Regions from separate parts of the Mus musculus genome. Here all the other regions are linked to region 4. The links are chromatin loops, found by intact Hi-C in ENCODE. Cell type or tissue: heart. All regions are shown on one strand.

Region 1 (8,000 bases), 87 kb before region 4:
TTCTAAATAGGTATTCATTAAATAAAATGAATGATCCACTTGTGACTCTCTGAAAGACAATGAGAGAAGTAAGCATCCCACAACTGAGGTGTAACTTGATCCATGTCCCACCTCTTCCTAAAAAGGGTCCAAGGAGGTCTTTCCTCCCTTTTATTGTTTAAACTTATTTTTTAAATTATTATTTTTCAAATGGGTGGTGTGGGTGTGTACATGTTGAAGTCAGGGGACAACTTTTGGGAGTAGGTTCCCTCCTTGCTCCCCGAGGTCTGGGAGTCGAATTCATGTTTTTAGGGGTGTGCGGCAGGTGTTAGTACCCACTGAGCACCTCAGCACCCTCCTGTCCCTTAAACATGAGATCTAGGACTTAAACCTCACTGCTGTGAAGTCACGCTCCACAGAAGCAGGCTAGAAACGTCTGGAGCATCTCCAACAGGAGGCAACGTTCCTACGAGGAAAAGGCAGCTCAGCAGAGTCCACACCTACAACAGACATCAGCTCTGCACCACTATGGGAACAGAGTGTGCTTTCCTGAGACCTGAGAGAAATCAGAGGCACAAGGCCTACATGCTAAAAACCTGTTTCTAACTTATGCTCTGACATTACTCATGACTTTGAGAGTCTGCCTGCCTATATGTATGCATGCGAACTCTGTGTGTGTGTGTGTGTGTGTGTGTGTGTGTGTGTGTGATGCCCACAGAGGCCACAAGAGGGTGTCAGATTCCCTGAGACTGGAGTTACAGATGGTTGGAACCTGCTATGTGGGTGCTGAGAACCAAGCCCAGGTCCTCTGCGTGAGCAGCAAATGCTCTTGCTCCAGCCCTCTCTCCCTATAGCTTCTATCTCAGAATCACATAAGGAAGAGGTTTCCTTTTTGAATAGTTTAAGGCTTTCTCCATATTGATGAGCCATGCATCTGCACAGCAAGTGTGCTGTAGTCATTCAGCTCAATAAAGCCCATTCCCATGTGAGAAATATGGTCCAAGACCCAGAAATGTGTTACCAAAGTTTCTCAGAATACAGAATCAGATCATGCAGGGAGCACCTTCCTAGAGAGACACAGCCAACTCTCAAGGACATCTGTATCTACACTGCACAAAGGTTGGACTCAGAGACACAGAGACCCTGTAGAGAGCCTCAGTGAAGAACAGCTTTCTTCTAGAATTCTCCTATTCCCAAGGTACCAGGGAAGCAAGCTAGAAGCTCACTGCTGCCCAAACCCTTTCCATAAACACACAGACACCAGCTGAACATGTGGGCAGAACTACTGTGTGGTGACAATGAGCCAGGGGCTACAGGTAAGGACTGTAAGAGCAGCAGGAGGTCTGCAGCAGTAGGAGGTCTGCAGCGAAAGCATGAGCCAGCCCCTGGCTGTTAGAGGAGGGCAGCACCCTTTATGCTCTACCTCCGAGCAGCTAGGGGAAGACAGTCGCCTTGCCCACAGAGGGGCCTCAAAGGGATGGGAGGGGCTGACACTTACCTGTGGCACACTGGCATTCATAGCCATTCGGGTGATCGATGCACTTGGCCCCATTCAGGCAGGGAGTACTGGAGCAGTCATCAATGTCGATCTGGCACACTGGTCCTGTGAAGCCTGGAAGAGGCACCGAGGTGACACATATCAGAGACTGACCCATCTTCCTTTACTGAAACAGTGGTTGAATCACTGGCAGAGTGTATGCCAAGGGGTCACCAAGGCAAAGCTCGGAGGTCAGAGGTACTGGGGTTCTACCCCTGACTCTCAGGTCCATCTCCAGGGAAAGCAAGAGGAACTGAGACACTACTGAAGATGGAGTCTCAAACCAGTAACTGTATCCCCAGACTGAAAGGATCTTCTCTTTGGAGATTAAGTAGAAAAGCCACCGTCCACAGCAGACAGCTGGCAGGCCTTCAACATCAGCAGAGGCACAGGACCTTGGAAAAAAATCTGATGTGTGGTGCCGGCCTGGACTTAATGGAATAAAATGTCTTGGGATTTAGGAATATGACTCATGAGGAAAAAATAAAATCCTGCGCTTCTGTGAGGTGTGAGCACTCTGAAATATACACACAGACAGGGAGGTCAGGGGCCGTTCGAGAACAGACTTGGACTTCAGGCCACAAAAGTCTTGGAAGACATGCTGGCTGAAACAGTTCCCCACCTCAGCATACACAAAGTCTCTTCCCAAGTAGCCACTTTAATGACTTCCTCATGCTCGGCCCACACGCACTCGCTCCCCCTCCCCTTCCTGTGGTTGGCTGGCTTGGGGTTTTGGAGAGCACAGGGGCAGGTGGCAGGCGCTTACCAGGGGGACACAGACACTGGAAGCGGTTGACTTTGTCCACACACTGCCCGTTGTTCACACACGGGTTGCTCTGGCATTCATTTACCTCCAGCTCACAATGCACACCTTTGAAACCTGCACAAATGGACCACACATGCGGTTCAGACAGAAATAAAGGGGCATTCCAGCCAAGGAAGCAAAAATGTGCAGAGAGAGCTAAAAACCTCCGCAAGCATGAGCAGCTCTCCAAAGAAAGCGAGTCTTCACTATGATAGAGTAGTCGCTGTAGTGGACAAAACATAGATGCCGTAAGACATTTTTGCCAATGTGAGGAAGAGGCAGGGTTGGTATGGTACAGGTGTGAAATCCCCTCCCAGGCTCGTGTGCTTGAACACCCAGTCCCAGCTGGTGGCGGCGAGGACAGCTGTGGGAGAGAGACGGGGCCTAGATGGTAGACTGGCAATGGGACCTTAGGACAATAGCTTTGCTTTTGTTTCTGTTATCTCTGCTTCCCAACCCACCAAAATATGAGGAGCTGCAGCCACATGCCCTGCCCCATGTCTTCCTCTGCCACGATGGACTGACTTGCCTGTGGGACTTTAATTCGTTCTGTCAGGTACATCACCACAGCGACAAGAAAAAAGGCCAATGCAAGGGTACACCCCAGGACACAGCATGCAAACCAAGACTCCCACATTTTGGATAACTTCTAGTTTCTGGACCCCTTCCCCACTGCCTTCCTAAGACCAACTGAAGTGGTGCAACTTGGGGTGCCGGTCAGGACTAGGGGGAGCTCCTGCCGAGGCTATAGCGCTGGCTTCAGTCATTAACAGAACAGCTGACCTGTGCTGTCACGTCGTCGTTCTGTTTTTGTCCACTGAGGAGTCGCTCCAGAACACAACTGAGCTAGGGGCTCATTCTGGGTAAGCAGCAGATGCCTGCATTAAGTGTGGCTAACGACTAGCTCTGTAAGTGAGATGGGATGGCACACGGGATCCTTCAGAGCATCAGGACACTCCATGTTTAGAGGGTTCCGGTGGGAAACGGCTCCGGAGGCTTCCCACTGTGTGAAGCTGGAGCCTGAGGTGGAGCTCCTGTCTGACTTGGTCTGCTCTGCTCTGACCACCCCAGTTGTCTCCTACTTTCTCTGCAATCATGGGGCTTGCAGGGGTCCCGGGCTCAGCTCTCTTAGTCAGCTGGGGAACCCCGCGCTGGCTCAGTGCATGGAGTCAGTGAGTCCTGTCAGCAGCTGACCAGCCCTCCTTACCTGGCATGCACAGACAGGTGAAGCCTCCGATCTTATCCAGGCAGGTGGCGTCGTTCTGGCAGGGGTCTGAATGACACTCGTTGATGTCCATCTCACAGCGAGGCCCTGCGTAGCCCTTCAGACACTCACAGTGGAAGGCGCCATCTGTATTCACACACTTTCCTGCATGCTCACAAGGGTTACTGTTGGCTGTAACACATAAGAACCAGTTACCAGGACCGAGCGCTTGCCAGAGTTCCCACAAAGACAGATAACACAGGGCAGTCAGGAATCTACAACCCAAGGCCCCACTTTAAACAAGATCACTCTGTTTTCAGGTTTATTTGTTAACTTATAAGAAGAAATGACAAGAGTGGTCTCCAAATGTGTGCTGTTTTTTTAAACTCTTACTGAGGTAGGACTTTATATTCATTTTATTTATTTATTTTTAGCTATGTGCATGTATATATGTCTGAAACCAGAAAATGAGGTCATATTCCCTGGAGCTGGAGTTGCACGGAATTGTGAGCTGCCTGATGTGGGTGCTAGGAATTGAACTTGGATCCTCTACAAACGTAGTACATAATTAACAGCTGAGCCATCATCCCAGCTCAGGAGCGTCTATTAATAATCAAGTCTAGACTTGCCGTTGCACTGAATTCCCAGAATGCATGTACAGTAAAGGTTGATTGTAAATTACGTGTGTAGAACAGGAAACAGAAATTCAGGTTTGGGTGTAGCAGTCGCTAACGTACAGAACACTCCCGCTGCAGCACTTTCTGAGCCGACACGACACACCTCCAAGTCTAGAAGAGATGCCAGACACTCACCCATAGCACACTCATCCACGTCTTCTGTGCAGTCAGCGCCCTTGTAGCCCTGTGGGCAGGTGCAAATGTACTGCCCGTTCAGGGGGTTGGTGTCACACAGCGCCCCCTTGTGACAAGGGTTGCTGATACAGGCATCATCCAGATGGCACAGGAGACCTGTCTCAGGGTAGAGCGAGAGAAAACACACACACACACACAAAATCTCTCTTAGAGAAATGCTTTTTCTTGTCAAAAGCAGAACCAAACAAACCAATTAAGACCCAGAGGCAACATTGCCTTCACCTGATTCTACACTAGGGACATGCCACAGCCCTCAGCTGCCGCTGACAACCTGGGCATAGGTGAGCACTCTGGGCCAGAGCTCTCAGGGCCGGGCATGTATTTGTGGAGGAACACGGGAAAATGGAGCTATCCTGTGGAGAGTACCAGCATTAGCAAACAAAAATTGCAGGTGTCCAGTTAAATCTGGATTTCTGGTAAGTGTTCATGTAAGTATGTGTCAAATACTCCGTGCTTCCAGAGTTTGACCCAGCATCTTCCTTCTCCAGTGTCACACTCCCTAGTGAGCACGGCTCGCTGGCATCTCACGAGCCTCAGAGCTGAGCACCACCTGTCTGTTCTCCAGCACCCAAGGAATCACATCAGCACATTCCTGGATCAGGTGCCAGGGGGAGGGGGGTGGGGACCTGCCAAGTGCCCAGGCATGAGGAAGCCAAGCAGGGAGGCATCAGGCTCCCTGCTCTGCAGAGTTCTGGTGGGAACCGGATTTTCCAGTCTGCAATTGGCCAAGACTTCTTCCACAAAGCTAGAGGTGTGGCTTTGGGAAAGGCAGAAACACAAGGATGTCTCAAGACTGCCAGGTACAGGTTTCTTGACTGAGCTATCTTCTTCTAGTGGGTTTGCCTGCAGTGCTCCGCCACTCCTAAAACTAGATGCTGTCCAGAAAACAAGGTGACCTGTGCCCTCTAAAGAGTTCTTCCTAAGAGACTCCTAGAGGCACACTCTTCTGAATAAATGGGTATTTCATTTAAACTGTCTCCCTGAGTCCACGGATTGGCCATCTAGTCTGGATTTCTCCGGCCAGAGTCTTGGGGAATTCTACTGGAACAGAATGTCTAGGGAAGATGACTGCCCTTTACTACCAGACTGCATTCCAGAATGGTCCTCAGAGGTGCCACAGGGAAGAGAAGGCCAGAGTGTGCACACTCCGGCCTCCGCCACCTCTAGCTCAGCTGTGCTGTTGGTCTTACCCGCCTTTCCCTCCGGACACAGGCAGGAGAAGGAGGCCACGCGGTCAATGCAGGTGGACCCTGGCGTGCAGGAAGCATAGGCACAGTCATCGATATTCTCGCTGCAGTCATCTCCGCTCCAGCCGTTCACACACACGCAGCCATAGCCTCCGTTTCGGTTGGTGCAGGTGCCTCCATTCTGACAAGCGTTGGGCTGCAACAGACACTCGTCCACATCTTCTGTGCAGAACTGCCCTGTGGGGGGAAAGATGCTGGGTTAGGACCCTTAGGTCATAAATGACTGGCACCCTAACAGCCCTTCACTGAGCTGCCTGAGCCTGATGTAAATGGTACCTACAGCAATCTGTGTCCTCTTATGAAATTTAAGGTGACCCTGAGTTATCCAAATAACACTTATCAGAACAGAAATGGCCTTTCTCGAAGCTCTGGCAACATGAAAACCTATCCAACTAGCCAAACTCTGTAGGTGCCTTGTCTTAGCCAATTTCTTGGGCCAAGAAATAGAAAAGTAGGGCTAGAGAGGCTGCTCAGGCATTCAGAGCACTCACTGCGCTCTCTGAGAGACCAGGGTTTGATCCCAGCACCCACTTCACAGCTGTGTGTAACTCAGTTCCAGGGAGTCTGATGCCCTCTTCTGGCTGGCCTCTGAGGGTTTACATGTGGTGCACAGACATACATGCAAACATACACATAAAAAGAGAGGAAAGAAGGAAGGAGGGAGGGAAGGAAGGAAGAAGGAAAGGAGAGAGGAAGGAAAGAATGCAAGCAGGTAAGCAATTGAAAGTGGACAGAGCAAGGAGAGACATGGATGGTGCTTGTGTCAGTGCCCTGGCTTCCACACGGTACACACACCTCACATAGCAAAGACCACTAGGAAAGGGTCCCCGGTATCTCTCATGAATTCTCCCAAAACAGACTATAACAATTTTAAAAGTGTGGATGAGCAAGAATAAACAAAAGCCTCCATAAAGTACAGATGTGAAAGAAAAAGCCACAAAGAATGAAAATGGAGCACAGCGTCTCACCCCAGGGACACGGTCCACCCAAGTGTCTCACCCCAGGGGCACGGTCCACCCAGATGTTTCACCCCAGGGGCACGGTCCACCCAGGTGTCTCACCCCAGGGGCACAGTCCACCCAAGTGTCTCACCCAAGGGGCACAGTTCACCCAAGTGTCTCACCCCAGGGGCACGGTCCACCCAATGCCACAGGAGCTGAGTGAGGCCCACTGTGTCGTCCGACAGAGCACTGAAGGACCACTGCTGGGTATGTGCTCCTACAGATGAGCTATGAGTGCTGGCTACCATGGGGACTGAACTGCTGGAAGGGTCCTGGGCACAGAAAGAGGGGATGTTTTGTGCTCCTTACAACAAGGAGTTCATGATCCACAAAAGCAGTTTGGTCTCAGACCACCTGGATTATAAACAAATTAATAAGCAGGTCTTCTTGGAACTATTTTAAAACCAGCTTTTTCTTCAAAGGCTATTAAAATTAGACTATCTAAATTCTCTAAACCATAACAAATTCTAAAACCAAACAACAACAAAAAGTCATTCATTCCCCCTTTGTAAGTAAATAAATAAACCGTCAATGATCAATTGAAGGGGCATTCTGATTAGGAATCTACTTATGAAAAAAAAAGCATAGACTGCTTGAATTTTAAAAATACTAAAGCCAGTTGGTCCTGGTGGCACAGGCCTTTAATTCCACCACTTGGGAGGCAGAGGCAGGCAGATTTCTGGGAGTTTGAGGCCAGCCTGGTCCACAAAGCGAGCCCAGGACAGCCAGGGCTATTACACAGAGAAACCCTGTCTCCAAAGCTAATTTATTAATTTATTAGATTAATTTTAATGAATTAAAAAATACTAAAGCTCCCCACAGTCCCCGGAATACCTCCTAAGTCATATATCTACAGAAGGCCCATACTGTGCCCAGCTGTGGCCGCTTCCCTTCATGCTTGTGCTAAATGAGTCTGACCACCCACACTTCAGCCTGGTTTGGCCTTCAGCCTCTCTACTATAGAAGCAATATAACTGTCACTTGCTTAGTTACATATTCTTCTCCTGCTCCCTCGCTGCAAACAATCTGTCTGGGGCTTCTGTGTCGTTGCAGCAGAGGCCATTACCTTGCCTGACAGGATAGATGTGGATGTTTGGGGTCTCCCCTAAGAGACCTTCCTGTTCCTCCCCTTGCTTCACTTGCAGGGCCTCTGAGAGAATGCATATGACTACCATGATCTAGCCCTACTGCTGGATGCAGGATGGCATCCAATCCAAGTTACATCACTGTGTCTCTTTCCATTATTGGACTGAAACCACCCTGCCACAGGACTGACTGGCTAAGGCTGGTCTGCAGGGAAATGGTAAAGTGTAGAGCAAAGTAGACTATCATCACAGCACTAAGACTACTGGCTC
Region 2 (8,000 bases), 210 kb before region 4:
CTCTAGACCACTGCAAAGGTCTTCCACGGTGATGTGGGCAGACTAGAGCTGTTTAAGTGTGTTGACCTTTTCCCAGTCAGATGACTGCGTGGCACTCTTTGTTCTGTTTCATTTGCTCCCTGTAAATCTCCAGGGCTTTCACACTGATTTCAGACAGGTTCCCTGCTCCTTAGTGTTCTTCCTTCCTTCCTTCCTTCCTTTCTTTCTTTCTTTCTTTCTTTCTTTCTTCCTTTCTTCCTTTCTTTCTATCTATCTACCTCTCCCCTTTTCCCCTCTCCCTTCTCTCTTCTCCCTTCTCTCTCTTTCTTCCTCCCTCCCTGTCAACTCCCCCCTCCATCTCTCTCTTTCCCCCCTCCCTTTTCTTTCCTTTGAAACAAAGTCTCATGCAGCCCAGACTGGCCTTGAACTCACAAAGTAGCTGAGGATGACTTTGAACCTCTGACTCTCCTGCCTGTGGCTCCTTGTGCTGAGAGTATAGGCATTGCCATCATTTGATTTTACAAAACAGTGGAGGGTCAAAGCCAGGTTTTCATGCAAGCTAGGCACACCTTCTACCAACTGAGCCTTGCTGCCAGCTCCTTAGCACTGAAGTGCTTTCTTGGCTCCATCTTCTTGCCCTCTCTAGCTACAATCTCCCAGGCACCAGTGCCAGCTGATCTGGAGCACGAGGCTCTTACAGATTTAGCTCTATTGTGTGTGTGAGCAGATCTGTGAGTGAAGGATAATCACTGAGCTAACAAATGGGAAGGAACGCGTATTGGTCATCTTTTTCTCACAGCTGTGACCAGATACCTGACAAATGCAGCTGGAGGAGAAAGGGGTTTATTTGGTTTGTAGCTTGGCGGGATTCGATCCTTCAAAGCAGGAAGGGCAACGCTGCAGGAGCAAGAGGTAGCGGTGGCGGTCATGTTGTATCCGGTCAGCAGCCACAGTCAGATAGATATTGACATTCAACTTATTTTTTTCTTTTTTATTCAACCCAAGACCTCAGCCCATGGCGTATTTTCAATTCGCCTATCTCTTTTGTTTTTCTCCGTGCCTTTGTGCGCTCCTCCTCGATTCTTTCCTCCCCTCTGCTTTTCTCCATCGTTCTTTCTCACCTTAGCCTTGCATTGTTGCAGCTACCGACATGCGCCCCCTGGTGGGAACACTTAGAAATGCTTCCAACTGAGGCCATGCGCCGTTGTGCCTCGGGTTTACCCAGCATTCCTTGGTACCAGGTCCTTCTCTGGGCAGTTTATACTCTAGAACCCACCCTCACCCCCATTATATAGTTCCTGATATTGCCACCACGTCCCAGATGAGGAAACGAGGCAGAAAGAAGTTGTTGCGCCTCACACTCCCACAGCAAATAAGAAAAAGAGAAGCTATGGTCTAGACAGTGTGGCTCTGAGTTGGGACTCTAGCCGGCTTAGTCATGCTCAAGCTATGTTTAAAAAACAAAAACCTGCAAGCCACTCATATTTATTCGGGCTGTCCTACTTAATAGCCAGACTGTCTCAGACAGATGGGAATGGGCACTCGTGGTACGGACAAGAAAACCTGTTAAGGCCACGAGACAGGAGTGGAGTGGGACTTCTGAGGAGCCGCTGCGTTCTCAGCAGCCTAGAGTCTTTTCACATCTCTGCCACAGGTGCCAAGTCTCCTCATTGCTGCACATGGGGTGACAAGAGACAGGTCCTCGCACCAGGCTCTCTATCTTTAGTGGTCTTTCTAATCTCCTAACCTTCGTACAACTCTGACTTCTTGTCTGCACAGTGAACTGATGTACACTTTCCCCACAGGGTTGCCTGGAGAGCTGGTGGGATAATGCATACCTAATGCAAACACAGTGGTTAGCACGCCGCCTAGCACAAAATAATTGCTAAATAAATGACAGCTGGTTAGAACTATAGCTTTCTTGTGTGATACTGGGGACTGGTCTGGTGCATGGTGGGAAAGTCCTGCCACAGAGCTGTAGATCTACAGGCTAGCCCTAGGCTTCTTTTCTTTTCCTTTTCCTTTCCTTTTCTTTTCTTTTCTCTTCTTTTCTCTTTTAAACCTGAAGCAGAGCCTGTTTAAGCTTCCAAGACTGGCCTTGAACTCTGTGTCGCCCAGGCAGGTCAGGGCTCTGAGGTCATGCTGCACTGTTCTCCTGAGTAGCCAAAATTCCAGACATGCAGAACCAGACTCAGCTAGAATTGTAGCTGTGAGAAACCAGCACCATTGTTATGATAACAAGGTGGAGTATTTCTGAAAAATATTAGCCAGTGCAGTTTTCATTGTGTCTAAATGTCTCTCTGTTTCTCTTCATTGAGCCCCACAGGCCAGGGCAAGGAGCCATTGCTCAGACAACAGAGCTATGATGTTGGCCATCAGCCTCCGTTGAAAGAAAAAAAATCAGTTTCTAAGCTCTCCACATCTACTTTAAATGCAAGATTAGACTTTTTTTTTCCACAAGCTTTTGTGCAAATATATATATATGGGATCTGTCCTAAGCACAGTTCTCATGAATGCAGCAATAAACAAAAAGGTTTTCTACAGCTGGGAGGAAGATCTGTCTGGAAAAGAGCCATGGAAGGACCCGTGCTATATGTTTTGGCTCTAGTCTCCTCCTGGGGAGAGACCCAAGGAGATTAGTGAAGTCCTGGGAAGAGGTTGGGAAGTCTTATCTCATTCTCCAGAAGATAGCCAGGGTCAGTGTCAAGCTCTTAAAGGAAGCCAGAGGTCAGGGCAGCCCCCAAGGAGCATACAGACACGGCTGTAAGGCAGCAGGGACTGGGGACAGTTTCCAGTGTTCTCTGCATTCTTGCAGGGTGCAGGGGCAGTGGCTGAATTCCCTGGGTCCTGAGAAATCAGACACAGAGAGCTGGTAGCTGAGACAAGTGTGGAGTCAGGGGCAGAGTATCATACAAGGCCACGTGGAGGGTAGGCCACGGCAAAAACACAGCCTTCAACCGATGCCCCAAAAGCTCCACCTCTCCCCACACTTCCTTGCATTCATTCATCCCCTTGGCAAAGTCCATTCGAGAACTTCTAGGCCTCAGCAGATCTTTTTAGTGGCCTCTTCCCTCGACAGAACTAATGCTCAAACAAGCAACTCTTGTTTCTCAGAGGTCCTGCCTCCTCCAACTCCCAGTGAGGTTGTGGGGTACTGTGGGAGATGACCAAGCTAGGAGCTGGGCATCAGTGTGACTTTTGTCATTCTCAGATTCAACGGAGCATTTATATCAGAGGACCCCACATTGCATCTCTTTCCATCCCGGATAGTCCGTGGTGGTTCTCCTCAACACACTCAAACCTTCTTCATCCTCCTTTCTCTGCTGCAGATTCCACAGTGTCCCTGGCACGCTCCCTGTCCTTGTGCTATGAGTGTACAATAGTCATCTCTCTAACTAGCTTTGCAGGTCCCTGGTAAACAGGACTTTGTAATATGCTCAAACACGAGAACAGTGCATAAATGGTTGGACATTGTGATTATAGCTATGAGCTACAGACAGCCTGAGGCCTGTTGGCTTCTTGAAACAGGCTCTCTATCGCTCACAACAAACTCAAAATCTTTATTCTGCAACCCTTGACTTAAGGGTGGCTTCCAACCGTCTCAGACTGGCTCTTCTCTGACGGCCACCTGATTTTGCATTCTCATCTTGATATGCTTTCCTGGAATGCCTGGGCAGGTGAGTGGATGGCATACTATGTGCACTGTGTACTTACTACCTGTGGCTGCCTTCCAATAACTGACTGAACTTACCGCTCAGGACTTCGGGGCCAGCTACCCAGCTCAGCAGTAAGAGTAGCCGCACGCCTTTGGAAGCCATCTTCCTCTTTCGATGGAGATGATACTTCAATGCTTTGATTTCAAGGCCCTCAGAGCCCGTTCCAGTTTTTTTCTTTTCTTTTCTTCTCTTTTTTCTGGATTCTCCTAGACCTGCAATCTGGAGCAGTGAGAAAGATGCTGGGATTTAGCTACCACGTCAAAATACTGTCAGGTAGATTAGCATTTTACAATGAAGATAATCTCAAGTTTAATGTAGGGATTGCAGACATTGTGGAATTTTATTTTTCCCTGCAAGCCCTCTGGACCAATGCCAGAGTCCTAAGGACAGGGGCAGAAGTGTTGAGCAGTTCCTGAACTACCCAGAGTTCCCGAGTTGTCTCCAGGACAGTCAGCAGAGGGCGACCTGGGCACGTTTTCTCACAGGGGATACTAGGCCTCCTCAAGTCCAGTAAATGAAAGAAAGGGATTCCAACACTGGGATTTTTTTTTTTTTTTTTTAATGTTGAAGGTAAACAGATGGCTCCAATACAGTTACAGATAAGAAAGCATTGGGTTTAGAGGGACTGGGAGTCATTAGCTCATGTCACCAGCTCTGACTCTTAAACCTTGGTTACATCACTTAAAACAAAGAAAAGGAAAAAAAAAAAGAATCTTTGCTGGTCTCCTCTTTCATTATCAAAAAACTTATAAGTCATTAAAACATCAACACAGACCAGGAGATAAGAAGTGATTCATCTCCCAGAGACAAGCAGTTTGGGCAAGAGCCTGCAGAGCCTAGAGTCACCCTGCCTGGTACCAAGCCGGCTACAAAGAACGTTCTTGCAGCCAGGCTCTTTGCCTGCTTTCTCTTCTGTTTGGTGTGAACCCACGTGTTCTGCTGCGTTTGCAGAGGAAGGCCGCTGTCTCCTGGCAGGCTTGCCTGCTCACTCCTTCGTGGGAACTCAAGACTGCTGCCCTCCTACTCCATGATGCTAAAGTTTGTCAGAAAGTGCTTTTTACTCAGTTTGGTATTTAAAAAGACATTTTTGCCCCTATTTAAAAGCTACCAACAAAATGGAGCATAAGTGATATAATTTTTATCTACTTGTAAATTATATAAATAAAAATGATACACTTTTTAACATTTCGTTTGTGATTTATCAGTTCATAGCTTCGTACATTTTTCTACATGTTGGATTTTTTCTTTTTGATGATTTGTGAGACTGCTTTTTGTATATTTATACCTCCTAGTGAAGTTACTAACAGTGTATCTCAGTTCATATTTTCTCTCATTTATGATTTTTTTTCCACTCTGAAGGGGGACAAACAACAGCTGTAGGGGTTCAACATGACACCCAAAAGCTCCACTTCTGTTTGCTTCCTCGAAGTAGTCCCTGCCCCTTTGCCAAGTGCTGAGCTCTGGGCCTCGCTGGATCTCTTCACAGAAGTCATGTTCAGGTTTTTAAAATGCCTTTGTCCTATGCATGCTCTCCTTTATAATCTTTGGAATTTCTATGAGAAACATTAACCACCACTGTGGTATTAGGTTAGTGTAGTCACCCACACACCCTTCCATTCTTAATTATGCTTTCCTACAATTCTAAGCAATAGTTGTTTTCAAAAAACAAAACAAACAAAAAATCTCCAAAAAACAAAACTATGATAAATGAAGAATTCATTGAGTTCTTATTTAACAATGCTTTATGATAAAAGAATAATAATAAAATATCAAATAATTGATGGCTTAGGAGGGCCGATGTAACTAAAATGGAGACTTCTGGAAACTCTAATCTGCAGCCCTGTGAGCACTTTGGTCTGACATTCACAGAGGGGGCACCCCTTCTTTTTCTTTGCTTTTTTATTGTTTTTTAAATTATCATATGAACCTTGACTTATTTATTTATTTATTTTTGCTGAGGAGTTCTTTCAAATGTACCCTGGGATTTCAAAGTCCTTTGAAATGCCAATGGCGCGGCTCAACTATAGGCCTGACTGACTGGAGGAAGGAGGTCCGCATTTCTTCCCTTACTCTGAATGAGTCTTAAACATCTGGTGAGGCCCTAACATCTCGTTTGACCTCCACAATCAGACTGCACTGACAAGTGTCAGTAACAGAACCGCTTTAGGGTCAAACAAACTGACATCCATTGAGAGAGATTCTTCTGTGACGGTCCCTAAGTTTCACAGCGACCAGTTTCACACCACCACGGAACCCACTACTGCTGGACGCCAAAGCCAACTAACTCTCTTTCAACAGAGCAGCAAGAAAACACAGAACCCAGGGCTAAGCAAAGGGCTCAGAAGGTAAAGGGGCTTGCTGTGCAAGCCGGATGACTTACCTGAGTTCCATCCCTGGGACCCACGTGAAGATGAGCTCACAGTGCTCACAGTGCACTGACTCCACAAAGCTCGCCACGCACGCACGCACGCATGCACGCAAGGGTGCATCCCCGCACATCCATTAATAATGATGATTTTGTAAAAATTAACAATTTAAATCAAACATTACTGTAACAAACTCCCCAGCAGGAGCGATGACGCTGTGATTTGTCGTTTCTGACCCACTGGGTAGCTAGCAGAGAATAACAGGCGTTCACAGAAAGCCCCCTGTCCCTGCTACGGCGAAGATTACCTGATTGGAAGCAACACTCCGAGAACCCTGCCTTCTTCAGCTTGAGTGGGCCTACGTTAGAGTCCTGCAGCTCTTATACCTTCTTGTCTCAAGATGTAATCTGTTGAAGTCATGAAGCAATAGTGTTTACCAATAATTAACCTTATCTATAGTTAAAAAAAAAAAAAGCTGTTCAGGTGATAACTTTAAAATGGACACACATTGAGCTTTGTTAAAGCAAGAGCAGGACCCCTCCCTGTGAGCAAACAAAATCTTCTTTCATGTCCACGTTATTAAAATCCACAGTATCCTGTAGTCGGCAAACTGCCGTTTGCTGTCCATCTCTTCCCTTAATGGAGCCTGGTTCTGCTCTTCCTCTCGTTTTTATCTCTTCGTGTTGTAGATGACCTAACGTCCTTCCCTCTCTGGAACGACGTTAGATTTCTATCCTTGCAGAAAAGACTTGACTTTGGGTCACACCTGATGACCAAACAGGACTCTTGTCCCCAAAGTGCTCATTCCCACCTCCCAGCCTGCACCAAGGTCCTTGGAACCCTTCCGGTTGTCTTTATCCTATGGAACTGAAGGTACAGAAGTCATGTTTTAACACAGGCAAATGTGTCCAAGTAGCTTACACTGATAGAATAGTTAACAGCAAATTCTTTCTTAGACCATCAAACAAGATGCTAACCAAAGCCCTGTGGGCAACCTAGGGCAGGCTTCTCCCATGCACAGTTAAGAAGCCCACCGACTAGACCAGGAACACCTGGCTGCTCTTCCAGAGACCTGGATCAGTGCTTAGCACCCACACCAGGTAGCTCACAACCATCTGTAACTCTAGCTCCAGAGGATCTGACACCTCTGGTTCCCACAAGTCATCTGTGCTCAACTGCACCCACACATAGACACACATACCTACACATAATAAAAACCTCGGGGAAAAAGCCTTAACAAAAGAAAATAAAAGAAATCCAATTCCAAGACAGCAGTGACCTGCCTGGTTCTCAAGGCTTGTCAGTGGTATTCAGAGAACCCTGGCCTCAGTCTAATCTAGGTTTGCTTGCTGAATTCACAACCATTTGAAAAAAACGAGCTATTTAGAAAGGACATCAAGGTTTGCTTGTCTGTGCAGAGGGTAAGGGATTGATTTGTGTTCTGGGCGTCGGACGTTGCTCATCGTACATTATAGAAATGGCTCTGTAAGGTCCCTTGTGCCTGAAGGCGGCCATGCAGATGCTTGGGTCTTACTCCGGAGAAGTGCTGTGCCTAGTGTGGTTAACAAGGGAAGTTATGGCTCCCTGCTCCAAGCCTAGTGTTGTTTTCTAGATGCTACTCTGCCTCTGTCATTGGATCTTTCCCACCTTTGTGTAAATTTATGCTAGGGCCTGAGAAACCAATGTCTTCCCAGCTTACCTCCCCCAACACCACATACCCGAGAGAGAGAGAGAGAGAGAGAGAGAGAGAGAGAGAGAGAGAGAGGCAGGTGGTCTGGCTCCTGGCAGTGGCTGGTTGAGGTTTGAGTTCTGTTCCTCTCTCACTATAAAGCACGGGGAATGTGTTGAACCCCTTGGAGTCACAGGCCCCTAATCTGTATATGAAGGAGGGCATTGCTAGGTGATCTTACCTAGTTTAATACACAACACCTTTTCCCTT
Region 3 (8,000 bases), 250 kb after region 4:
CCACTACCCCCTTCTTTTCTTCTTAGAGAAGGGGAAGACTCCCTTGGGTACCACCCTACCCTGGGACATCAAGTAGTAGCAGGATTAAGTGCATCTCCTCCACTGAGGTCCAACCAGGCAGTCCAGTTAGGGGAAGAGATCCAATGGCAGGCAACAGAATCAAGAGACAGTCTCCCCTCCAATGGTTAGGGCACCCACATGAAGACCAAGCTGCAGATGCTACAAATGTGTAGGGGGCCTAGATCCAGCCCCTGCATGCTCTGTTTCATCTCTGTGAGCCCCCATGGGCTGAGGCTAGTGGACTCTGTAGGTCTTCTTGTGGTGTCCGTGACCCCTCATGCTAGTTCAAGTCTATCCCCCATTCTTCCAACCCAGGATCACCAGCCCAGGGATGACACCACCCATAAATAGGCCCTCCCCCATGAATCACTAAGAACATGCCCTACAGCAGTGGTTCTCAACCTTCCTAATGTGGCAACACTTTACTACAATGCCTCATGTTGTGGTGAGCTCCAACCATAAAATTATTTTTGTTGCTACTCCAAAACTGTAATTTTGCTGCCTTTACAAATCATAATGTAAATATTTGTGTTTTCTGATGGCCTTGGGTGATCCCTGTGAAAGAGTCATTTGACCTCCATAGAGTCACAGCCCACAGGCTTGCCTATGGCCAGATCTTAAGGAGGCATTTTCTCTTGAGGATCCCTCCTCTCTGATAACTCTAGATTGTACCAAGTTGACATAAAACTAGTCAACACATTTTTCTTTGAAATTAAATTTTCACCCTTTAATCCTGAAATTGTTTCTAACCTCCACCACAATAGATGTATTTTTCCTATTTTTTTTTTACTTCAAATGATTGAAACAATTACATTTTACACAAAATGTTTTGTTTGTATATGGCTTTTTTCATTACCATGTTTTTGAGATTCATGTATGAAGCACACATCAGAGCCAATTCTTTTTCTTTGCTGGACAGTGTTGCACAACTATGTAAAAACATGTTTATCTTACTTTGTTTAAGACAGGATCTCTCTATGTAGCCCTGACTGACCTAGAACTTGAAATGTAGACTCAAGTCCACAGAGATCTGCCTGTCTCTGCCTTCTGAGTGCTGGGATTAAAGGTATGTGCCACCAAGCCTGGCATCCTACCTTGCTTTAAAGAAGTATTCTTTAAATCACAAAGTGTTGTATATTTATTGTTAAAAAAGAACTATAGAATCCAAATGATGGAAAATGAACATAAATATCCATTTTACTCTCCAAGATATAACCATTATTATTAATTTATACATCCCTAGTTGAACCTTTGTTCATATTAAGTCGCCCATATTGTATGTACATCATGCAAGCTAACCAGCATTTCCCTTCAGTGTCAAGCTTTATGGCTTAGGTCTAAGCAGAACCTGAGATGTTAAATTGACACAGCCTTTGGTTTTACCTGTGGGATCTTTCTTACATTTAAAGATTAGGGCTAGAGAGGTGACTCAACTACTTACTGCTTTTGCAAGGACCTGGGTTGAGCTCCCAGAACCCATATGGTGCTCATAACCATTTGGAACTGTTGTTCCGGGAAACCAACTCCCTCTTCTGAACTCCTGGGGCAGCCAGCACACACACACACTTGTAGTGCACATACATATATGCAGGTAAAACATTCATTTACAATATTTTAAATCTAAATTTTTTTAAATTCTATGAAATAAAAATTAAAGGTGAGACCTGAATAGTTCTTGGCCTAAATTCAAATGGTTCATAGCATAGAGAATAAAATATCTTCATCTTGTTCCTTCTACCCCATTTTGTTTCCTTTCTTAAAGGAGCTACTGTTAACTACAAACTGTGATGAAGATGATGATAAGGGTCATAAAATGTTAAGCTTATTGTAATGTTTCTTTTAAATTTCATTTAAGCTTCAAGCTTTGTTATCGAGGCAGCACAATCTTTTGACTAGGATCAAGTTATTTTAAACACCAATGATCATGCGAAGGCTGGCTCTGCTGTGAAAGCTCACTATCGATTTTTCAGGGTAATTTTGGAGTAGTTTATGTAGGAGGAAGTAGGGTGCTCTCTGCCTGTCCATCTGTCATAGTGAGTTCAGAAACTCTGTCTTTAATAGACTGTTGTAGATTTCAAAGACAGATGCTCAGTTTCTTTTGACTTTCAAGCTCACATCATTTAAGGATTTAAAAAAAACGCAGCGGTTTTTACTTGGAGTCCCATTTTATGGTCTGGCTTAGAGGATCGGAATCTGTGTCTTTAGATGAAATTATATATGCAAAGCTATTTGGCATACAAAGCTACAGGATTTTGTTTAGGTGATTAGAACGATCACGATAGCCCTAGCCCCACAGTTTTTGAATCTAAAAGTCATTAGTTAGGGACCCAGAGTTCCTGCCCTGGAGGAAGTTCAAGGGATTCCTGGAGATGCTGTTCCTCCTCTGGTACTTGCCTCTAAAGCCAGGAAGTGAATTTCTTACTGGCAACAGTTTGTGATACCTGCATCTCATCCAGTTGCTGCTCCAGGTTCTCTTATGTGGGTGAAGTTCTATAGGAAAGGATCGGAAGACTTAGTTGTATAATAGTAAAACCAGGTACTAACTATGCCAGTGAATTTCCAGCCCTAATTCTGAAGTACTTGAATTGAAAACACTTTCAAAGAAGTGTCTGTCTCCCTTCTTCCATTTCCAACAGAAGTTGTCTACCAGAACCTGAAAGAGAATTCGTGATACTCTCTCAGGAGGCCTGAAGCTTGACAAAGCCCATTCTCTTGTTAGCTTTAAAATCTTGATCAGATCCAGTCACCTGGTGTTTACTGGACTCTCAGGTGCCTGCATTATACAGGTCCATTTCCCACTTTCAGAAAAGGACAAAACACCTAGGCCTGCTTATCCACACATCACGTGACATTGATAGAAACACTAGTCTCCTTTCTTGTATCAATCCAGTAGTAAGTAAGGTCCAACCTTAGTTTGGTGTCGGCAAACTCTTTCAACCTGCCTCCTCTACTTATCAGGTTCTCCCCAAACATATCTGCAGCTTGGGAACTTCTGACCCCAGAGTCAGAGTTAGGAGAGGAGGTGGGGCGGCGTCAGAAGGCGGTGGCGCAGCGGTACCTAGTGGCACCGCCAGGCCACATCCAGTGTACGTGGCACTGACCGTAGACAGACAGGGAGGGGACTGGGCTTTCTCCTCTGGGAGGAGCCTCAAGGCATCCAGCAGAGGAGAGAGATTCCCTGAAAGGATTGGGGAGTGTATTTGGTGAGATCTTATCAGAGTAAACCAGCCAGGCGTTGGCCTTATATCTCACTTTGCATTCTCCCCCTCCGAGCAAAGTCCGCTTTACCGGGCTAGCAGGCGAGAATGGATTGGAGGCGAGGGGAGGTACTCGCCAGCCCGCATGCGCGGAGCCGCAGCGGTCGGACTACATCTCCCAGAGGAGGCTTGGGGAGACCGCCTATCCCGGCGCCATCTTGAAATCTGATGCTTCATCTCCCGGGCTTTGCGTCAGCTCTGAGCCGACTTTACTGTCCCAGAGCCTAGACTGCCCGCCCCGGAGGACGTGGAGGACGAGGCAGCCCGCGGGAGAGACAGCTGTGGGGGCCCTGGCAGCGACCTCGCGCAGCTCGTACCCTGTCACTCAGCATCCCAATCGGTGTTGCGCCCGCGCCCGCCCCCTGCCCGAGGGGCGGGGCTGGTCTTGTGGTACCCAGAGTCTGCGCACGCTGAGGTGTGCCCCTGCCCAGTGAGGACCTGGGACTGGGCCATGCCAGCCCCAGACCATCAAGGTGGGAAGAGGACCGCATCCCAGAGCCGGTGAGCAACCCGCAGCTTTGGCCGCTCCAGAGAAGTTCCGCACCCTCCAGGAGTGAAGATGAAAGAGATTTGCAGGATCTGTGCCCGGGAGCTGTGTGGAAACCAGCGGCGTTGGATCTTTCATACCGCGTCCAAGCTCAACCTCCAGGTTCTGCTTTCGCACGTCCTAGGCAAAGATGTCTCTCGTGATGGCAAAGCCGAGTTTGCTTGTAGCAAGTGCGCTTTCATGCTCGATCGCATCTATCGATTCGATACTGTCATTGCCAGGATCGAAGCCCTTTCTCTTGAGCGCTTACAGAAGCTGCTCCTGGAAAAGGATCGCCTCAAGTTCTGCATTGCCAGTATGTATCGGAAGAATAATGATGACTCTGGCGAGGAGAACAAGGCGGGGAGTGGGACAGTAGACATTTCCGGCTTGCCAGATATGAGGTACGCTGCGCTGCTCCAAGAAGACTTTGCCTATTCGGGATTTGAGTGTTGGGTAGAAAATGAGGATCAGATTAACGACTCACACAGCTGTCATGCTTCCGAAGGGCCCGGAAACCGACCCAGGAGATGTCGCGGTTGTGCAGCTCTGCGGGTTGCGGATTCCGACTATGAAGCCATTTGTAAGGTGCCTCGAAAAGTGGCCCGAAGTATTTCTTATGCCCCCTCTAGCAGGTGGTCTACCAGCATTTGCACTGAAGAACCGGCATTGTCAGAGGTTGGGCCACCAGACTTAGCAAGCACAAAAGTACCCCCGGATGGAGAAAGCATGGAGGAAGGGACACCAGGTTCCTCCGTGGAGTCTCTGGATGCTAGTGTCCAGGCTAGTCCTCCACAACAGAAAGACGAGGAAACGGAGAGAAGTGCGAAAGAACTTGTAAAGTGTGACTACTGTTCTGACGAACAGGCTCCACAGCATTTGTGTAACCACAAACTGGAGCTAGCTCTTAGCATGATTAAAGGTCTTGATTATAAGCCCATTCAGAGTCCCAGAGGGAGCAAGCTTCCTATTCCAGTGAAATCCATCCTACCTGGAGCCAAGCCTGGCCATATCCTGACAAACGGAGTTAGTTCCAGTTTCCTTAACAGGCCTTTGAAACCCCTTTACAGGACGCCTGTGAGCTATCCTTGGGAGATTTCAGACGGACAGGAGCTGTGGGATGATCTCTGTGATGAGTATTTGCCGATCGGGTTCCAGGTATACACAATGGCTACCTATAGTGCTTTTCTCATGAGCCGTCCACAGGTTTCCCATGGTTTGTTTAGCTCCAGGATAGTAAGTGGTCTAGGCTTGAAAAAAATTAATTGTTGAGCTTATTTCAGCTATACTTTTTGCTTATGCACCTTAGTAAATGTGATTTACACTTACATAAATTACTTTTCAGAAGCCTTTTAAACAGTATCAGTTTAACAATTCCTATTGTCAGAATTATATGTAACAAAAGATAAAGGTTCTTTTTCTGCAGAAAGAAGTCTTACTTTTGGCATCGGAAACTGTCCTCCCACACCACCCCTTGATTGTTGCTGGTTTTTGTTTTTAGATTTGTGAATGATATTCTTCCATTGCCTTTCAGTAAGAGAGTTAGAGTTAGGTTCCTGGCAAGTTCACCCTGGAGCTTTAAGCTTTTCATCCCTCAGATGCCTCAAAATGGTTAGCACATAGAGTGGAAACTATTAGCCCATCAGGAAAGCATTAGAAAGAACATCTGGGCAGTGTTTGTTATAATTAATGGTCATCTCAGAGCTAATGGTGACTTGTTCGTGGAAAATACTTAGCGATTCAAATGTTGTCACTCATGAAGTTAAGCTGAAAACTGCACAGACAGCTTTTTCTTCCTTTGTTAAGGAAGGATTCACTCAACCTACTCTCGACTTTCTTAATAACTGGAGAATGGCAGTTCACTTAATTTAAGTTGTTCACATCTACTCAATGAAATACTCACTTCACAGCACCCTTTTAAGTTCAGCTATTTACCGGGACCTGGTACTCCTTCATTTCTAAAGCAACACTAAATGCTAGATTCAGTTAACTTTGTTAAATATCCTGGCACGTTGATTCTGTAGAGGTACCACTCACTGCTAAGGTGGACAGTCTAGAAGTCACTAGGGAAGCTTAGTTCTCAGGCAACAGGGGTCCAGAAACTTACAGTCTGGTAATGAATGAAGTTGAGATTACAATTAAGTGAGATTTTTGAGGCATACTTAGGCTGCATGTAAACTTTGTATACCAATAAGAACTTTAGCAGAAAGTGCAAGAAATGTTTTTAAAGTTTATGCAAAATTATCAGAATCAGCACAGATGAAAGTGTTATCAAAAAGTAAAAAAAAAAAAAAAAAAAAAAAATCAGTACTTTCATTTGTGTGAAATGTTAAGCATTGTATATGCCCAGCACTTGGGTACTTCTTTTTTTACAATGGATCCCCACTGATATGTTTGGCTCAAACAGTGTTTCTGTAACCATACATAGATACTATAAATTGAACACTTATATAAATCTCAATTTAATATCTGAAACTAGGCTAGTCACCATGGGGAACTAATATATTTTCTTCTCTCAATTGTGGCTAATACTGCAGCAAGTTGAAGACCTGAAGATTCCATGGACAACAAGATTTTCCTTACTCCATATTTAATTTAAAAAAATCTTTTGGTAATTTGCCTGGAATCAGCCAGCTTTGGAGTTGGGAAGGATTTTCAAGAACAGCCCTCATTAAGAGTGTTGGAAAGTTTGTTTAAATAAGAGGCTTGCTGAGCCAAAGTTCCCTCACCCGTTTCTGCCAAGACCTTTTCATTCTGTACATTTAATTGCACTGCCTGAAGCGTATCACCTTAACCTATTTTAAATCAAGAACCCACTTTCTGTATCCAAGGATTCCAGGAGGATTTTCGGGGTTTCCATAAAGAAAACTGAATGAGTGTGTAAACCATGATAATTGTACCCTCAGATCAAGTCCCTTTGTTACAGTAACTGTGAAGGTTAGAGCTTTACATCAGTGGGATAGTACCGCTCTGTTGTCACATAACTTCGTTCTTTACTGTGTGAAGTGTACAGCATTGGGAGGTGAGAGAAAAACAGCCCTGAGCTCCAAGAAAGAGTTTTAGTTACTATGTTTTCTCCAATAACTACAGATGCAAGGGAAAATAGTTATACTGTGTTCAAAGTGTGTGAACCAAATACCTATTTTATTCTGGACCTTAATCTAATTGGTTAAATCTGATTGATTTTTAATCTCCTTAAGGGCTGTTATGGTGTTCGGTCAAACCACAGCCAGGTGAAACAAGGGCAGACCGGCTTTTACCAGTTTCTCTGAGCACATGAACAAAGAATAATAAATGTGAGGTTTGGGTAGTTTTCTTTTTTGGCTGGTAGATACAAGAGCCTTAAAAGCAAAAAAAAAATCCTGCAATAGGAAGGAAACCTGGCGGACCGTTCTGTTAGTCATTTTGATTCTTTTGTTTAATCTCCCACTTAACCCTTTGTGTGTGTATTAACTACCAGCCTGAAGATTCTTCCGGAGAGCTTTGCTTCTCTTCCAACCCCACGCCCGCTTCTCCTTCCTTATATTGAGGTAAACAGCAACAGTATATTTGTCTTGCTTACTGATATATGCAAATCACTTATTTGCCTTCTGTGGACTTTACGCTTGAAAGACCCAAAGACCCAGGCTCTTCAGGTTATCTGCAGGAAGGTTTGAGGTCTTGCTGGGTAATAATTTCCTTCTTTATTGTCCAGCTCTGAGATAGAAAAGCTATGATAGGGGGGTGTGGTCCCTTAGTAAACAGCAGTTCACAAAGAGCTCTGAGCTACCAGACTCCTTTGTATCTGAATTCAAAGAGCACACCTTTGCCTCATACCTTACAATGTCAAGGTCTTCTGTTTGGGGACTATGGTGAATTTGTCCCATTTAATACCTTAGTCATTTATTTAGGCGGATCAGACCCTTTGAAAAATGTAGACATTAGATAATAGTTGTAGGCTGGGCCTTTAATTTTATGCTAGCTGATGGTTCTTGTTTGTCTCTGATGATTAACAACAGGATAGAAATGATAGCAGTTTGAGATCTGTGACTCACTATTGTAAGGGAAGGAACATGCCAGGAAAGTGCTGTTAATCAGAGGTAAGAACTCTGCTTTTTAGCCTTGTGCGGCACTGGGCCTGGGCTCTGCTTTCCTTTCCAGATTGATAAAGCGTGCAT
Region 4 (8,000 bases):
GCAGAGGCACAATTCTTTCCCTGTAGCATACACTAACAGTAAGCACTCAAGGATGTGTTTCTGTGTACACAAATCCATCTGTACACAAGACAGAAGCAGTATGGACGATACACAAGGCCCTGGACCTGAGGCCTTAAACAAAGAAATTCTAGTCCCAACTCTGCAACCAGCCCTGTGATTGGTGACAAAGTCCATGAGAATGTGAACTACCAAACCATGGGCTCCCCTGCAAGGTCACCAAATCAATTAATAACAGAGCTGGAGGAGATTTCTGGTTTTCTGGCTCCCGGCTTAGTGGCTTGTCCCAATTACTACATATACAGTGGACCGGTGCAGAGGGAAAGTGCCAGACGGGGGACATTCTTGTTTTCAAGGTGTGTTTGGAAAGCAAGAGAAGACAGGAGCAGGAGGATCCAGAAAGTTCAGGAGTGGAGGGGACAGATCAGTGAGACATCCGGACAGACATCAAGAAAGAAAACAGATACAGTCTGTAAATACAGCACAAGAATGCATTCCTATCCAGATCATGCCTTAGAGGGCACACACACACACACACACACACACAATCACACACACACACACACCTGGAAAAGTTTATAAAGAATCCAAAATTTATATGTATATATAACATTTGAAGAAGAATCCGTGGCAGAGGGGGTAGAGGTATCACTCACACATGAAGCCTTTTTAGAAGCAGTTGTGCACAAGAAGGATCCAATCACAGTCTACAGCTTTCATGTTAGCAATTTCTGAATTCTTTAAGAGTCAAAAGGGTTAACTGCTGGAATGGCTGGTTAAAGCTGGGTTCACTGTGGAAACTATTAAAATCTAAAAGGCAAGATCTCATACACCTCTTGAAGGCAGAATTAATCTGTGATTGTCCCACTCGGTCAATTTGTCAAAATCTTTTGTAAGCCTTATTTAAAAAAAATAATAATACAGATTCTCAGGCCTCCTGTGTCAGGACACCAGGGTGCTGAGTGGAGGTCTGCTGCAGCCAGGACATGGAAGGGGCAGGGAGGAGGGTCACCAGGAATGGAAGAGTGGGAACTACATCAATGCAAATTCTGTGGGCAAAATAAAATTTCTGTGGGTGTGATATTTTTAAAATGTATTATAAGGTTTCTCTCAAGCATCCAAGCATATCCCACTGCGCTTAAACATTCTTTAAAGGTCCTGAAATCAGTGACAGGCCAGGTGAGCCAAGGCTGCCCTTCTGGGCAACACAAATCCACAGAGGAGGCAGAAAAGAGATGCCAAACACCATAAAACAAGAGATTCTGCAACCAACCACTCCCCCCTCCCTCCAAGAAAGAAAAACGGGAAATAGTTATAGGGTGAATTTTATCTCCACCCTAAAGGAAAAAAAAAAAAAACTTGTTCTTTTTATAGTAGGGATTCAACTGAGAAAGTGTCTAGGTGACAGCAAAACCAGGGAGTCACTCCCACCGCAGAGCCAAAAGCAAGCCAGAAGTAAGGGGAGTAAGGGGTGGTCCAGAGAATTGTTCAGAAGCTCACACAGATGGGTTGACAGCTCCTTGCCTTAGGAACCAGTGATGTTCAAATTAACAACTGGCCACGAGCCAAACACGGGAACACTCAAAACTTAGGGAGGGAGAGTTATAATTGGTACCTTGGCAAATACACCATAATAGATTAGGAAGCTTCCCTGCTAGACCCTGGGAAGATTTAAGATTTGCAACAACAACTAGCTCTTTAATCTCTTTCATGAGAATAGTTTAGCATCTAAAGAACACCTGTCCAAAACCCAAAATGCCTACATTTGAGCTGGACTGACACTCAGTGTGACGCCCCAACCGATATCGGTGACAGCGAGGGCCTGCATTAGCAGAAGTGGGGGCATCAGTTCAGCGCACTGGGGTTCAACATGGGAGAAAGCCCGTGTGCCAGCCTCATCCCATCTCTGTTGCCAGCGTTAGCACTTGTGAGTCACTTTACGTACTAGTCCCCGAAGTACTCAAGAGAAAAATAGTTAGGCTTTGAATCCTATTCCATATGGGAAAAGACACAGGTCATGAAGACTAAAGTTACTTTACTATGTAAAACAAGTCGTGGGGGACCAAGCACTTTCATCCTCAGAAAAAAAACCACACTAATCATACAGCTCTTTACACTAAGTCTACACTGAGGGCTAACAGCTTCACTCAAAGAAAAGGGGCAAGGCAAGAATGCCATCGTTGAGTTTTGAGGAAAACTTTCGGGAACCATTCAATCCTGAATTCAATCCTGGTCCACTTCTGAAAACCTACAGACCCAGCAATGTATGACATTCTAATTTTCCAGAAAGTATCTGGTTGATGCTGGACAGCCCAGCACTGTTTGCAGGTGATAAATAATCGAGTCTTCCTCAAAGCATCTGCGATTGGCATGTCAGCTGCCTGTTACAATGAACAAAGACCATACTTTTCTGAAACTCATCCCTTCTCTGAGGAAATGTACTAGAGTTTTTCTGGTAAAAGTTAATTGTTCTTGAGTAAAGGGGGACCCTACCAGTTCAACAAACCAGTACAAGACATAGCCCCACTGGAAGCACAGACTTCAAACCAGTACAAGACATAGCCCCACTGGAAGCACAGACTTCAAACCAGTACAAGACATAGCCCCACTGGAAGCACAGACTTCGAACCAGTACAAGACATAGCCCCACTGGAAGCACAGACTTCAAACCAGTACAAGACATAGCCCCATTGGAAGCACAGACCAAACCGCTGCTCCTGCCCTGAAACAACTTTTCTGAACATCTTTTAAGTGCTACGGGTTTAATATACATTCTTTTAATTAATCCTATTAGCTGGGTAATTTCATCCCCATTTTATTGGTGAGTTAATACAGAAGATTTGAATCCAGGATTACAGAGCTGGACTCCAAAGCCGAAGTTCTTTCCATACAACATTCCAAAGAAATGTAAAATCTAAAGATGTGGGTGGAGTGGGTAAAATATGATCCGATTTCCTTTCCTGGCTCCCACCAAGTTAGCGAGGGGGCACGGAATATCCCACCATAACAAGCCTTTCTAAGCAAGCACTTCGGATCAAGCAACGTCTCCACTTTTCCTCGCCTGCCCCTGCCCCACCCCCAACGGTGCCAAAAGAGCAGCAAGCTGCTGCCAGGTTGGAGGAGTTGGGGATCGTCACACCACATTCCTGGGGCTGGACGCACACTGGAACCGCAGCAGAGCTCCGCGCCTCGGAAAGAATAACAGCAGTTGAGATTTTCAATCATGTGGCTCAGCACGCTGCCACACCAGTTCCCCCACTGCTGCCTCCACCTATCCAAGACCTAAGCCCCACGCCCAACTCCTCCTCCGGACAAACCGACCGATCCGGGTGTCAAAAGCTGGGAACGCCGCAAGCCCCCGCCGCCCTCCCGACCACACTCGCACCTCGGCCCGCGAGCTGCTCGCCCGAGACCCCGCTAACGCGGAACCCGGGACGCTACGCGTTGCCAAGACTCGAGGCCCGGACGAGGCAGTTTGGAAGACGCAGTCCCCGTAGCGCAGAGACAGAGAGGGATGGTCTCCCGGGCGCCCGGTACTCACCGTGCGCGGGGCCCGCGCCGCACAGCCAGAGCCACAGCAGCGCCCGCAGCGCGGCGGGACGCAGAGCGGGCATCTTCGGGGCCGCAGCCAGAGCAGATCCGCATGGGGAGCGGGTCCCGACCAGGAGCCCGGCTCTCGCGTGCTCTACCCTGCCCCCGCGGCTCGCTGAGTCCTGGAGCTCCCGCTGCGCCGCCCCTGCACTCCGCGCAGCCAGGCCGCCGCCCGAAGTTTGGCTGAAAGTTTCTGGCTGCGCCGCGCGGCTGGGCGGCCCGCGTGTCCTTCCGCCTCGGCCTCCTCCCACCGCGAGGCTCCGCCCCCGTCGCCGCCGCGCGCCCAGGGGTTTCCCGCAGAAAGAAGCGCCGGTCCTCTGCGCGCGGAGGGATCTGAGTGAGCAGCACCCCGTACTCCGCCCGCTCGACCGCCGAGCCCGCCCATGAGCTCGGAAAGGGGGGCGGCTGAAGCGCCCAACATCAAACACTAGGGTTTACCCGGGTCCTGAACTTGTAGAGAGAGGCAGACCTCATGCCCCACACACCCACCCACACACTTCTTGGCTGGTTAGAGGAATGAGGGAGAGCAAAAACGAGACTGTCAACGGAAGGCAGAGGGCAAAGGCGCCAAAGTACTCTTAAGAGGACATTCCTTAAGATGCTCTGGGCATTTCGTTCATTCATCCGTCCATCCACCCACCCATCCTTGGTTCTTTTAGTGAACTTCGTGTAGCAAGGTGCTTGGGACACTGGAATCGTCCGCTCTAGGGTCTAGAAGAATTTAGGGGAGGCTTTCAAGAGACAGCAGGAGCTTGAAACTCTAGTCAAAGGTGTAGAAAATAGAAAGAAGAACCAGGAATACTCTTTATAACCTATTAATAGCTGCGAGTGAAGAGTAACCTAAATGCCCCACCCTTAGGGACTAGATGAATAATGCATAATTATAAGTGCAATACAATTGAAAATACCATCTTCATATACGTCAGCCGTAAAACCAAAATGATGATGAAAACACGAATCGCAGAGCGAGACTCTAAGAATGCCATTTACATATAAATGTTTCCAAACAACACTGAACATTGTATGGACGTTTGTGTGCATAGTTTTTAAAAGATAAAGCTATTACACTAACAATTTCCAAAGTGGGAGAGTGGAGGGTGTGATCTGTCTTAGGAATAAATGCATTTGTAGAACGAAATTGGCAACTACGAGGAATTGCATAAGTAACACAGGACTGTTTGTATTTCTGTCTTGACTACACGGGGAAGTCTTTATGGCCCAGGATCATGGCCTTCATCACTAGTGCCTATCAATTAGTAGATGGTGACCTAGAATGCAGAATACCGTTCAGCAAGTGCAAATGGGTGTGAACATTAAAACTGCAGTTTAATAAGCACTATAGAGTCTGAGGAAATGGATCAGCGGGAAAGAGTGCTTGCTGTGCAAGCACGGGGACCTGAGTTCAAATCTCCAACACTCACAGTGAAAGCCAGGTTTGACTATGCACATGCCTCAAACAGCTGTAGGGAGTAGAGTTAAATGAATCTCTGGGGCTAATTAGCAGGTAGCCCAGTTCCAGGTTCAGTAAGAGATCCCCCCCCCCCCAACCAGGGAATAAGTTAGAGAGTAATAGAACAGGATATCTGATGTCCTCTGACCTCCACACACATGAATATATACATACACATATACAGCATATATCATACATATATACCATATATCACACACATACAGCATATGTCACACACATATACCTTATACCAAACACAAATAATAATATACCACATACACATATACATTACCTTGGGAAAGAGAAGCTAGTACTTACTGCAAACGGTCACATTGGGACCCTAGAAGCTCTTTTCAAAAAGTAGCATAATTGAGGACTAGAGAGATAGCTCAGTGGTTGCTGTTCTTGTAGAGAACCTGGGTTCAATCCCCAGCACCCACATCCCACATGGTGCTTCACGTCTATCCGCAACTCCAGTTCCAAGGGATCCACTTCCCTCTCCTGGGCTCCACAGGCACCAGGCATGCACATGATGGACAGAGATACACGCAGGCAAAGCTCCCATACACATAAAATAAAACCAAATTTAAATTTAAAAATAGTATAGTTAGTGAAAATCACTAGGCAATTTCTGCTTGTGCCATGTGTTTAAAGAAGAGTAATAACATTAACTTTCATTTGTTCACCCATGGTGTTACCAGTCTAATCTCTACTCACGTAAGAGGGTAAATCGTGAGTTGCCGATACAAACTTTAAATTGACCTACAAAGATCAGATTTCTCACAACCAACATGCATACAAAAGAGAGTAAAGGTGCTCACCCCTGAGGCACAGCTCCAGAAGTGGCTGTAGCTGTGTTCCTCAGGGTGACAGCTTTAAAGACAATAACCTTCAGGGCTGGGGAAACAGTCCAGTGGGTTTAACCCGAGCTTGCTCTCCCCTACCATAACAGGCAGAGGGGTGGGGAAAATGGTTTAGCAGTTAAAAGCTAAGTCTGCTCTTCCAGAGAACCAGAGTTTGGTTCCCAGCACCCATGTCAAGTGGCCCGTGACCTCGTATAACTCCAGTTCCAGGAGATCTAATAGTTCTGGCTTCACAGGCACCCACATATATGTGCACAATGCCCACCATACACAGAGACAGACAGACAGACACACACATACAAAATCTTGACCAAGAAAAAAAAAAAAAGCCAAAGCCAAGTATTAAGGAGGCAGAGACTAGCTGGCCCTTGGAGCTTGTTGGCAACCAATCTAACATAATTGATGAACTCTAGACCAATGAGAGACCTTGTCTCAAAAGAGATGGCAGTCCAGATAATAATACCCAACTTTAACTTCTGGCTTCTATACACATGCACATATATGTATGCATACCCGCAGATACATCTGTGTGTGTGTGTGTGTGTGTGTATGTACACGTGTGCATGTTCCTGTGTACATTAAAGAATAGAAAGTATTACATGATGTGAAACTTCTGTTGAATTGTTGGAGTGTTAAACTCACTGTGTGTGTGTTCTAGTAAGCACTAGATAAATAATGCAGAAATATTATAAATAAAAGAAAGAATAAGAAGGTGCTCATAAAAAGCGTTATAATCCAGTCAAGAGTGTTACAGGTTCAGCCTGGAATTCGTCAGGGAATGTAAAGTGAATTACATATTCTAGCTAGCCAGTATAAAAGATACAAAATCCTGGTATTTTATTTTCAAGCTGTAAACCTAAATTGGACAAGTTTGGAACTATTATAATTTATGTTCCAGCCACATGTCCCTTGTCACTTGCTATTTTGTTCTTGCCTGGGTTATTCTCAGGGTCCATTTCTCCTTGTTGTGCTCAAGATTCATCCAGCCTCGAGGTGACCTTCTCCTCCCTCCCTCTTTTCCTTTCTCCTTCCCCTGGTCTCTCCTGAAACCTCTCACTAGATCATCAAGTCCTGCCTTTCCCTCTCTGTCTGCCCATCACAGGTTGTAGCCTTTTATTAACCAATTAACTTGAAATTGGGGAGCAAGCAAAGGCTGATGTATGTGAGAATTCTCTTGTTGGGGGGCAACCAGCTCTTAGGGTACAGAATATAGCATTTGTATACACAGCACCAGACCAACTATCATCAAGGGAAAGCTTCAGGAAGAGGCCGATAAGTAAACTAAAAGTCAGAGAATTAAATGATCAATCAGATGAAGAAATAGCCAATCAGGTGAGCAGGGACTTATTGCGTTTAGAGGCTTACTTCTGCCACAGGGACAGGGCAGGGTCTGTGAAAGCAGATAATCAAGAAGATCAAAGTTTGTCCATGAACTGGGGAGACAGCAACTTAAACAGGAGCTGTGGGAGTGCTGGACATGTGGGCGTGGCTTTTGGGATTAGCAACTGCTCAAAGGAGAGAGCAAGAGTAACATCAAGGAATCAGCAATGGCCTCAATACCTTGGGGCAGGAAGACACCATTCCTAGATAAAGGCTAGCAAAAGGAAGAGAAAGGTGGTTCGATAGAGGAGATAAAGTAGGCAAGAAATCAGCATAGCTCTAAGGGGAAACTGTGTTCGGGACTTACAGCAGTTATGGCCTTTTGAAAGAGCCGGATGTAGCCTGGCTGATTCACAAGTGTGGCCTTGCACTCTTGCAACTGGTCTCTTCCCTGGGTGAAGCCTGAATATCACTGTCTGCATCTGTTTTCCTGCTGCCAGAGTGGCTTGTGGTAGCATCTCAAACCCTGAACCAGAGCCTGAAGAGGTGGAAGTCTCCAACCTGCCTACAAAGCTAAGCCCCAGATAGACTGAGCACTGTAACTAGACTGGGGATGGCTCTTCTCCTAAGAACATAGTTCCTCATTAGAGCAAGTCCTTCTTCTAAGCCAGATTGGCAGGGACACCTGGAGGTCGGGGCTGGGGGGAGTCCTACAACCAGTCAGAGCAGCTGCAGATCCTTGGTGAGCCATAGCTTCA

Evidence for each region. Peaks named below come from ENCODE experiments on the same cell type or tissue, not always from the same donor. Only the 100,000 strongest peaks of a DNase experiment are listed, where the experiment ranks them.
Region 1: it touches region 4 in a loop (1.9-fold over the local background); 5 of 42 quality-filtered maps call a loop at or near these places.
Region 2: it touches region 4 in a loop (11-fold over the local background); 4 of 42 quality-filtered maps call a loop at or near these places.
Region 3: a loop joins it to region 4, with 4 times the contacts of the local background. A loop is called at or near these places in 5 of 42 quality-filtered maps.

Annotation. Positions count from the first base shown.
Region 1 is chr3:98,095,917-98,103,916 of GRCm38, reverse strand. It overlaps Notch2 (notch 2), which reads right to left. Exons shown (of 34, transcript NM_010928.2): 6 at 5,588-5,821; 7 at 4,338-4,493; 8 at 3,529-3,717; 9 at 2,283-2,396; 10 at 1,478-1,591. Among named protein-coding and RNA genes, the nearest start is that of Adam30, 61 kb to the left of the region's middle. In heart, a CTCF peak has its summit at 4,441 (motif pointing left); DNase peaks (open chromatin) are centred at 2,200 and 6,736; H3K27ac peaks cover 560 bases.
Region 2 is chr3:98,220,571-98,228,570 of GRCm38, reverse strand. Reg4 (regenerating islet-derived family, member 4) reads right to left here and starts at 6,415. Exons shown (of 6, transcript NM_026328.2): 1 at 6,369-6,415; 2 at 3,731-3,914. The coding sequence starts at 3,797. In heart, CTCF peaks have their summits at 1,139 (motif pointing left) and 4,142 (motif pointing right); DNase peaks (open chromatin) are centred at 1,170, 4,120 and 4,610; H3K27ac peaks cover 330 bases; H3K27me3 peaks cover 655 bases.
Region 3 is chr3:97,763,475-97,771,474 of GRCm38, reverse strand. All of the region lies in intron 8 of Pde4dip (phosphodiesterase 4D interacting protein (myomegalin)), which reads left to right. Among named protein-coding and RNA genes, the nearest start is that of Gm46816, 20 kb to the right of the region's middle. In heart, a CTCF peak has its summit at 3,121; DNase peaks (open chromatin) are centred at 3,454 and 4,384; H3K4me3 peaks cover 2,481 bases; H3K27ac peaks cover 1,874 bases.
Region 4 is chr3:98,009,331-98,017,330 of GRCm38, reverse strand. Notch2 (notch 2) reads right to left here and starts at 3,793. Exons shown (of 34, transcript NM_010928.2): 1 at 3,560-3,793. The coding sequence starts at 3,632. In heart, no CTCF peak of the experiment used is centred here; DNase peaks (open chromatin) are centred at 1,610, 3,250 and 3,880; H3K4me3 peaks cover 2,300 bases; H3K27ac peaks cover 1,564 bases; H3K27me3 peaks cover 188 bases.